Linked DNA regions of Mus musculus: region 2 is linked to region 1. The links are chromatin loops, found by intact Hi-C in ENCODE. Cell type or tissue: heart. All regions are shown on one strand. Links, peaks and the distances in the headings refer to the core of each region. The heading gives the core; the rest is flanking DNA.

Region 1 (4,975 bases), core at 1,054-3,553:
ATCATGTTTTCCATAGAGAAGACACATTTTCTAGTGATGCAGAGATTAACAAATCACCTGTCAGCTTTACTGAAGAGCTTCACAGTGAGAGAAAGGACCACACACCCAAGGATACCACAACAGTCTTCTGTCCAAACAGCAACTCTGAAGCCCTGGAGGCAGAGCTAGGAAATTCCCCAGGACGTCAGTGGGACCTCACAGGAGCATGCGGTTCAAGAAACAGACCACTTTTCAAGTTGAGAAACAAAAGGGTAGAAAACCCAGGGTCAGAAAACACTCCTGAGGATGGCTTACTTGGTGACACCTCTATTCTTAACGACCTCTTTAAAAGCCACGGGGAAGGTCCCACACAGCTGCCAAAGAATGTTCTTTCAGGACCTGTGGCAAAAGCAAAGCAGAAACCAAAAGATTTCTGGGACATCTTGAATGAGCAGAATGATGACAGTCTCAGCAAACTCACTGACTTGGCAGTGATAGAGACGCTGTGTACCAAAGCACCCAGTACCTCAGCCTCCAAAAGGAAAGATGAGCTGGAAGCTTCCCTTTGGAAAGCAAACGAGAAGTTTTTGTGGAAGACATTAAGCTCAGATGTTGACGATGAAAGCATAAGCAATACAGAGAGAGAGTAGGACATGGACGTGCCATTAACCTAGATATTGATGAGCTGCTGGCCCTGGCTATGGATGTTCATGTATGGGGCACACTGAACATTTGTTTACAAACTTGTGTATTAAATTATTGCTTTAGTATAATCTAAACAGCCTAGCATGTTATCATGGGTTCTTTCCCTAATATCTGTTTTAATCATTAACGCTCATGTATGTAGTTTATGTAGTACTGGAGGTCAAGCCCAGGACTTTATGCAAGCACTCTGGGCAACTGAGCTACATCTCCTGCCCCAGATTTGGTCTTCAGAACAAATGTAATTGTATCATATTGTAACGTGTCATAATATAACTATTATTAACTGGCATCTTCCCTCCTGTGTGAGTCCGTGGCCTTACGTGAGTGACTTGCCCATTCATTATCTGAAAGATAACCGACACACAGCCTTCCACTTTTAAACTCCAGAATGCCCCAAAGTCAAGTGGCAGCCACTGCCCTCTCCTCATTGGCATTGGGAACTTACTGTTTTCCTTCTTCCTTGGAATTATGTTCTATTACTATTAAATTATTTTAGATAAAAGTTATAATGAAGACTCAACAATTAGGACTCAATGTATGGCATTATGTTAAAAATGCTAATTTTTATAATCACTCAGAGTTTGTGTGCTGTGGTCTAAAGAAATGGGATTTTTATCTTTGCCCAGGATTCCGATGCCTTAACTTTTCACATTACTATGATTTAGTAAATATAAATAGATTTATAGCCTAACTTTGTATTTCTTAAGTAAAAGGAAATGAATAAACATTTGATTTTAATTGAAACCTCTTTCATCGAATTTAATATATATGGTTTACACACTCTGATTTATTCATTTAGTACCCCTTTCCCAGCTTCTCTGGTCTGTGATAGGTACGGCTATGTAGGTGACAGTGGTAAGAGCAGCAGTGTAGGTGACAGTGTGTTAAGTGACAGCTATATGTAAAGGCAAGGAGGTCCTATCTGTAAAGTTTCATGTTGTATAGCTCCTGGCATTGAGACTGGCACATTGAAGTGTCAGGCTAGTACCTGCCCACATTCAGCTGAGCTCACAGGACCATATAGGAACTATCTATTCAGAAAACAGCAGGCTCTCCAGGTCTGTCTCTCTCTGTCTCTGTCTCTCTCTCTCTCTCTCTCTCTCTCTCTCTCTCACACACACACACACACACACACAGGAATACTTTATTACTTTATTCTGTTACTACAAGAAACTCATGAACCTCTTACCATGTTGGAACACAGCATTTGAGGTAACTTGAATCTGTGTCCCAGGGCCGGCCATGGTCACTCACACTTGGCAGCTGGAGCATATAGGGGAGGGAGAGCTGTGTTTGCATGGGCAGAAATCAGTGCCCCGCCCCCCAGTAAAGCACTCCCACTGATGGAAACCAGAAGAAATGGGCTCCCGAGGGCTTCTCCAGTCTTTGGAGGCCTCTAGTCCCACACCACTCCCCGGGGAGCATGAAGGGGCCCTTTTAGTAGGGGAGCAGGCTTTGGATTAGCCAAACTAAGAACTGTTGACAGATTAACCTCTTGTGTATTTGGGGGTACACCCGGGTTGCGGAGTAAGTCAGAATCAGTCCAGAGATAGGTTTGACACTCAGTAGGCAGCTGACCATCCGAGGGTAGGCAAGGTGCAACTCCTGGGCTTTTCCTTTTCTGCCTGCAACAAGATGGACCACCGCCAAATGAGCTTGGCCGTACCCTGCGGACAAACTGCAGATACTGTGAGCCCCAAATGAGGACTTCTCTGTACTTCCGGTGGCTGGCAACTCCCGGAAAGGGGCCACAAAGCCTAGCGCTGCTCTCCCTCCCACTTGGCAGGACAGAGCATCTACCCTAAAAGAGAAGAATGGCTAATGGAATTATGCTTTGGCAGTAGCGACGGAAAACTCCTGAGCTCAAGCCAGTGGGGGGCGCGTTATCTGCCACCAGCCGAAAGCCAGGCGGCTTCCCGCATCCCTCACAGCGTGACGCCGTGGGTGGTCCAGCTTTGGTAGTGCAGGAGCTTAAAGAACTGAAGCCCTAAAGCAAGGGGACGCCGTATGTCAGCGATCCTGTGGAGTCCCTATAGTATCCTGGCAGGAGAGTGGGGATGGTCACCTAGTGCGGTGTCAGTCAAGAGACCAAGCGAGTATATGGACAGTCAATAGGCAGGAGCAGGTGGGGACCCCCACGGGGCACAGCTTGGCACAGTTGACTGGGCGAGTGCACCCCAGGCTTAAATGTTCTGAATCCTGGAGGCCAGAGGCGCCGGTTTCTGCTGTCTAAATCACTTTCAACTGATCCCCAACGCGCAGTCTTGGGAAGCTGCCAGACGAAGGCTCCCCCCTTCCCGCAAGCACCTAGACAGAGCTGCAAAGCAGAGCTAGGAAGGAAGTGGGAAACTGGCAGGGTGGAACTCCTGGCCGGTTCCAGGCTCCGTGTTAGCGAGGGCCGCGGGGACGCAGCCAGGCAAGCCTCACAAACACACAGCAGGCTGGCCCAGGAGGAAATCCGACTTAGCACCTTGGCGAACTCCACCTAAGATTCCCCGGCCAGCTGCCCCGGGAAGCGGCCCCCCACGTCCAGACGCACTCCCCCAAGCCGGTGCACGTCTTGCCCTTGCGCTTGTTGGACCTGCTGGCTGGGCCTCCAGTCCTTGGCCACACACCCTCTAGGACAGGCCCTGCGGTTGCCTTCACTGCCCTCCCACCTTCAAGCTTCCCTCAAAGCCAGAGCCTTCTGCCAAGCCTCCATTCCCAACCTGTTATCACGTCCTGGAGAAAATGTCTCTGAAATAGTTCCTGAATCCCACTGCCAAGAGCCTGAGTTTCTGTCCCTCCACCTCCCATCTGGATGCCTGCAGACTTCTCCCTGGGTTCCCAGGCTTCGGCCTCCTCCCTCTCTAATCCATTTTCCACACTGCATCCCCAAAGCCTGTTGAAACATAGGGACCTCCGCTGTAGTAAACCTCTCATTTCCTCTGTTAGGGAGGGTAAAGGGGATTGGGCTGGGGAATAACTACATCAGTTCACATTTATTGAGCATTTACTTAGTCGTTTGTTTAACATTTCAAGTGCTTTTCACATTTAATCTGCCCTAGACCTCTCCCGGGCAGGTGTTATCTGTTTTATTGAGGAAGAAACTTAGGCAGAGAGGCCACACAGCCCTGTATTGGCAATAGCTGCTCGGACTGTTTCTCTTCTACCTGAGAATCTCCCAGAAGCACCAGGTTCTAGTTAGTAAGTAGACCAGGCTATTAAATCAAACTAGCACAGTCCCCCACATTTGGCTTCTGAACACTAGAAGCCCAGGTCATTACATTATTCTTGACTAACAATGCCTAGGAGATACCTCATGACTGATGGAGACACTCTTCTGTCCCTCCTTCCAACACAAGCTCTTTAGAGCTCTCAACCCTCCTACCTGCTCCCCCACCCCCCATGTTTTTGCATCCCTGCCTGACAATCTCCGGCCATGTCCTCTGCTTGTAAAAGAGTCCTGATTCCTATTGTCTGGGAGGAGTGGGATTCCAGTCTTTAATTTGTGGCTGGGAAATCTAGAATCAACAGTGGGCCTTTTCCAGTCATCCTCCCACCCACCCTAAAAAAAAATGGTATCACTGAGTCCCTAGCCCTATTTTTCCCACCTAGGAGTTAACAAAGGCTCTATACCTTGCCTGACCCTCACTGCTCTCCTGTGGCCTGAAACAGAGACTCAGGATAGCAGTGAGTAGGAGACCTTGATTTGGTAGCTAATGTGTGCCTCTGCTTCTGGTCTCCTACATGTAATAGTGCTTGAGTTTGTTTCTTCTGGCATATGTGCCTATTAGCAGCTTTCCAATAAAAACTTTATTCCTTTTCTTATATAGATCCATAATAGGACAAAGATTTGGTTCCCTTCAGGGTACAAGTGCTATCATTCTGTTGTTCCTCACCAGCTTTTGGTAGTTTTTAAATTTGTTTACTTACTTTGAGAGGATCTCATGTATCCTAGCTGGTCCCATGGTCACTATGAGCGAATGGTCTTGGGCTCATGGTCCTCCTGCCATTAGAGGTTACAGGACTATGTCACTATGTCTAGCTAATCATCAGGGTTTCTTAGGCATGGGCCTCACGATTATAAGCCTGCTTCTTAGCAACTATATTTTCAGTGCTTTCTGAACTAAACCTCAGCTATATACCAAGAAATATGATGCTGTTTCAGAATGGAGCACTGAGCCCCATCCCATCTCTGGTTCTGTTATCTTTTTCTACTTGCTTAACTAAAAAGGCACTGCTGGGAACTAACTATAACTCAAGGCTGCCTTGGATCTGGGCGATCCTGGGAGGAGAGGCAGGCCAGTAG
Region 2 (3,320 bases), core at 361-2,860, 86 kb after region 1:
GGAGGCTCAGAATCCTCTAAACTGTGCTTATATCATCTCTAGAATATTTTCTGATTTCTACCTGCGGTTCCTACACCAGCTGCTTTGTCTTCTGTGGGATCAACCACTTCACCACAACCAGGACAGATAGAAATCTCTGAAGGTCTCAACCAACCTCGACACGCCTCCCGGCCAGAATAAAATGATGTTTCCAAATGTTATCCACTTCCTATGGCCTTTCCAGACTTGTAGGTTGTTGATTTTTTTTTTCAGAGAAAATAAACAAACAACTTGGAAAAAAAGGAAGTTAGCTACATGCATCATTCAGTTTTGTTGGTTTAAAAACTGGATGGAATTTCTGTCTTAGCCCAAAATATCCGCTGACCTTCTTGCTGTTTGAAGCAACTCTTCTCCCTGGCTCTCACTTTGCTGTAGAATGTGTAAACCGTAGCCCAAGAAGTTTGTGTTTATGTCCCCCAAACCAGAATAAATAAATAGCTACATGATATTGAAATCACCTGTCAAAATACCCGCGGCAGTTGTGGGACACAAAGAGGAGTCTGTCCCATGATTGGCTCAGGAGCCTGAAGAATTCAATAGCTGTTTATATCATTCAGCTTTTAAAAAAAATAACCTGTAATTACTGCATTTTAACCCCAAGGCAGCCAATTATTTCACAAAAGCTCTCTCCAGGAAGCCAGACATTAGCCTGGCTAATTAGGCTGACATCACTTTGCTCTTATCACAGTGCAGATGGACCCAGACTGAAAAGAGTCCTGCCAGCCAGAGGTGCCTGTGGGTGGCATGCATGCGTTGTATGCTGTTCTGCCTTTTACTGCTTAGTTTTATGTGTTCCTCGAAGCAGGGTCCCTTTCCAAGAGATGGACTTCCACCCAGTGGAAAGAGAAACTTGCAATTGAGCCAGTCTCCTTTATTGCATAAGGAGGAAGCTGGAAAAAAAAAAAAAAAAGAAGAGGAGAGGAAAGGAAAGGAAAACAGCATGGTTATAATCTCTTCTAAACATAGGAAATCATTTTTTGCCCTGTAGGAAAGGGGCTTGTTGTTTTAGCCCATGAGACCATTTCCCATCCCCCTTTGCCGTGGTACATTGGGTAAGAGGTCAAGCGAACTTGGGAAAATAAGCCCAAGTTTGAAGAGTTCTTTCCTCCTGAAGTATTGGGTGTGTCAGGTCTGGGAAGATGGTTTATTTCATAAGTGCTTGTCATGCTATCAAGTTTGATCCCAGAGCCCTGTAGGAAAAAACCAAAAAACTCCATATGTTAACATGCACCTGCGTCCCAGCATGGAGGATGTAAAGGCCAGAGCATCTATCTCTAGGTCTCCCTGGCAAGGAAGAGACTGTCTCAAAAATCAACATGGACTGTGCCTAAGGTCGACCCCTAGTCCCTATATGCACACACACACACTCACACACATACACTTGGGTGCTAGACCCTCGCCGTCATGCAAAACTTCACTTGAACTGGTGACCTCCAGGTTTTTGTCCCTTGAATTCAATGAATGAAATTTATGAACAAAGACCGATGAGAGTGTGGAGGAAAAAGGCAGAGTGCCTATCGATGGGGCATCCAGCTGCCAGCCTGCAGGCCTTTAAAAGACTGATAGCAAAACCTGGGGTAAGGCTAGGGAAGGCAGTCAGCTGATCAGTCCATTTGGCCCAACCACTGTCCAGGTGTCCCCACTCAGTTCCAATCCTGTCCTTGTGTATTCAAAGCAAAGGTGTTCATTTAGAAGATCCATAACAGGAAATCAAGATTCCTTCCGGCATCCCTGGCCTCTGGCCAGAGCGGAACCAAAGGTATTTCGCTTAAACACTTCTGGCATCTCTGGCCTTCAGTGAGAACACAACTGCTGACCGGGCCAGAACATTTCTGACTTTCAGCCAAACACAAACAAAAAAAACAACAAAAATCAAACATGTTCATGTCCAGGGTCCTTTATCCTAAAACTCCCTGACACGTTTCTATCTCCTTTTCTCATTGGAGACAGCCTAGATATCTTAGCCAAACTGGCAAGCTCCGGGTTCAAAAATTAAGGTGACGAATTGAGGAAGATACCCAACTTTGGCCTCTGGCCTCACATGTGTAGCTGTGAGGAAAAGACTCCTTGGTGAAACAGGCTCTGTGCTGAAACATGTAGCTGAGAGGGATCTAAAGAATAAGATGGGGGCACCCTGGGAACAACAGGGGACTCAGGACAGTGAGGGTGCCAGCCTGGGTATGGCAGGCATGGTTCAATAGGAGCTGAATGACAGCTGAGAGGGCCAAACCGGCACACCTCTCCATTATAAAAGTCATAGAGACAAGGGACAGAGGAGCACATTCAATATAATAAAGGCTATATACAAGAAACCTACAGCCAACATCATGCTAGACAGAGAAAAACTCAAAGCTTTCCCCTTAAGGTCAGGAACAGGACAAGAGTGAATACTGGCTCCACTCGTATTCAATGTAGTGTCTGAAGTCTTAACTGGAACAGTTAAAAACTGTTCCAAAACTGATACAAGCAGGAAAGAAGCCAAATGTTCTCATCTGCAGATGACAGGAGTCTGTCATAAGACCCTAGTGACTCCATCAGCAAACTTTTAGCGCTGATAAACACTTTCAACAAAGTGGAAGGAAATTAACACTCATGTCAGTAGCCTTTTTATACACTCTTTTCAAACACAATGAAAAAGAAATACGGGAGAGGGGTGTGGAAATGTCATTCACAATAGCCACAAAAATAAATAAAATCAAACACCTGGGAATAAACCCAATCAAGAGAACAAAAGACCTCCACAAACACTAGGTTTGAGAGATTGAGGAAGACACTAGAAAGGCCTTTCCCGAACTGACTCTTAAAACAGAACATTGAGAGAATGGGGGCGTGGGAGCTTAAGGAAGGCTGTGGAGATACTTCCCATGCATGGCAGGGAATATGTCACAGAAGATAGGAACCCAGGCACAGACTTCCTTTCTGTCTGGGCCTTGGGACGTGTAGAGAGCAAGTGAAAGAGACATGTAGGCACATTTTTCTTAGGAATAAGCACAGAGGCTGGATCTGGTCTGCAGTAACTGGCCCAGGATGCCAGTCCACAGCCTACAGAAGCCATCCCAGAAAGCCAGACTTGTAGGAAGTCAGACCCTGTCTCCAGTAACAACCTCTGTAACAATCGGTCCCAAATCAGCTGGATTTGAGTTACTAACTGACAAGTTTCCTCACTTTGCCCTCACTTCCAGCTTTGGAGTAGTTAGAGAAAGCCAGGCGGGCTCCCAACCCATCACCAGCAGCCTATACTCCTGAGCACCTGGAACCTCCCCCATTTCCACTGTAAACTT

The links. A loop is a pair of places that touch in the nucleus more often than their neighbours do. Peaks named below come from ENCODE experiments on the same cell type or tissue, not always from the same donor. Only the 100,000 strongest peaks of a DNase experiment are listed, where the experiment ranks them.
Region 2: a loop joins it to region 1, with 7 times the contacts of the local background. A loop is called at or near these places in 5 of 42 quality-filtered maps.

Annotation. Positions count from the first base shown.
Region 1 is chr13:63,898,875-63,903,849 of GRCm38, forward strand. Ercc6l2 (excision repair cross-complementing rodent repair deficiency, complementation group 6 like 2) reads left to right here. Exons shown (of 19, transcript NM_001013608.3): 19 at 1-1,428. The coding sequence ends at 629. Gm46423 (a long non-coding RNA gene) reads right to left here. Exons shown (of 3, transcript XR_001780983.2): 2 at 2,177-2,309; 3 at 1,885-1,947. Among named protein-coding and RNA genes, the nearest start is that of Gm46423, 5.4 kb to the right of the region's middle. In heart, for the core only: a CTCF peak has its summit at 2,570 (motif pointing right); DNase peaks (open chromatin) are centred at 2,117, 2,477 and 3,137; H3K4me3 peaks cover 1,635 bases; H3K27ac peaks cover 1,712 bases.
Region 2 is chr13:63,985,110-63,988,429 of GRCm38, forward strand. No RefSeq gene overlaps it. Among named protein-coding and RNA genes, the nearest start is that of Gm30950, 59 kb to the left of the region's middle. In heart, for the core only: no CTCF peak of the experiment used is centred there; DNase peaks (open chromatin) are centred at 772 and 1,772; H3K27ac peaks cover 6 bases.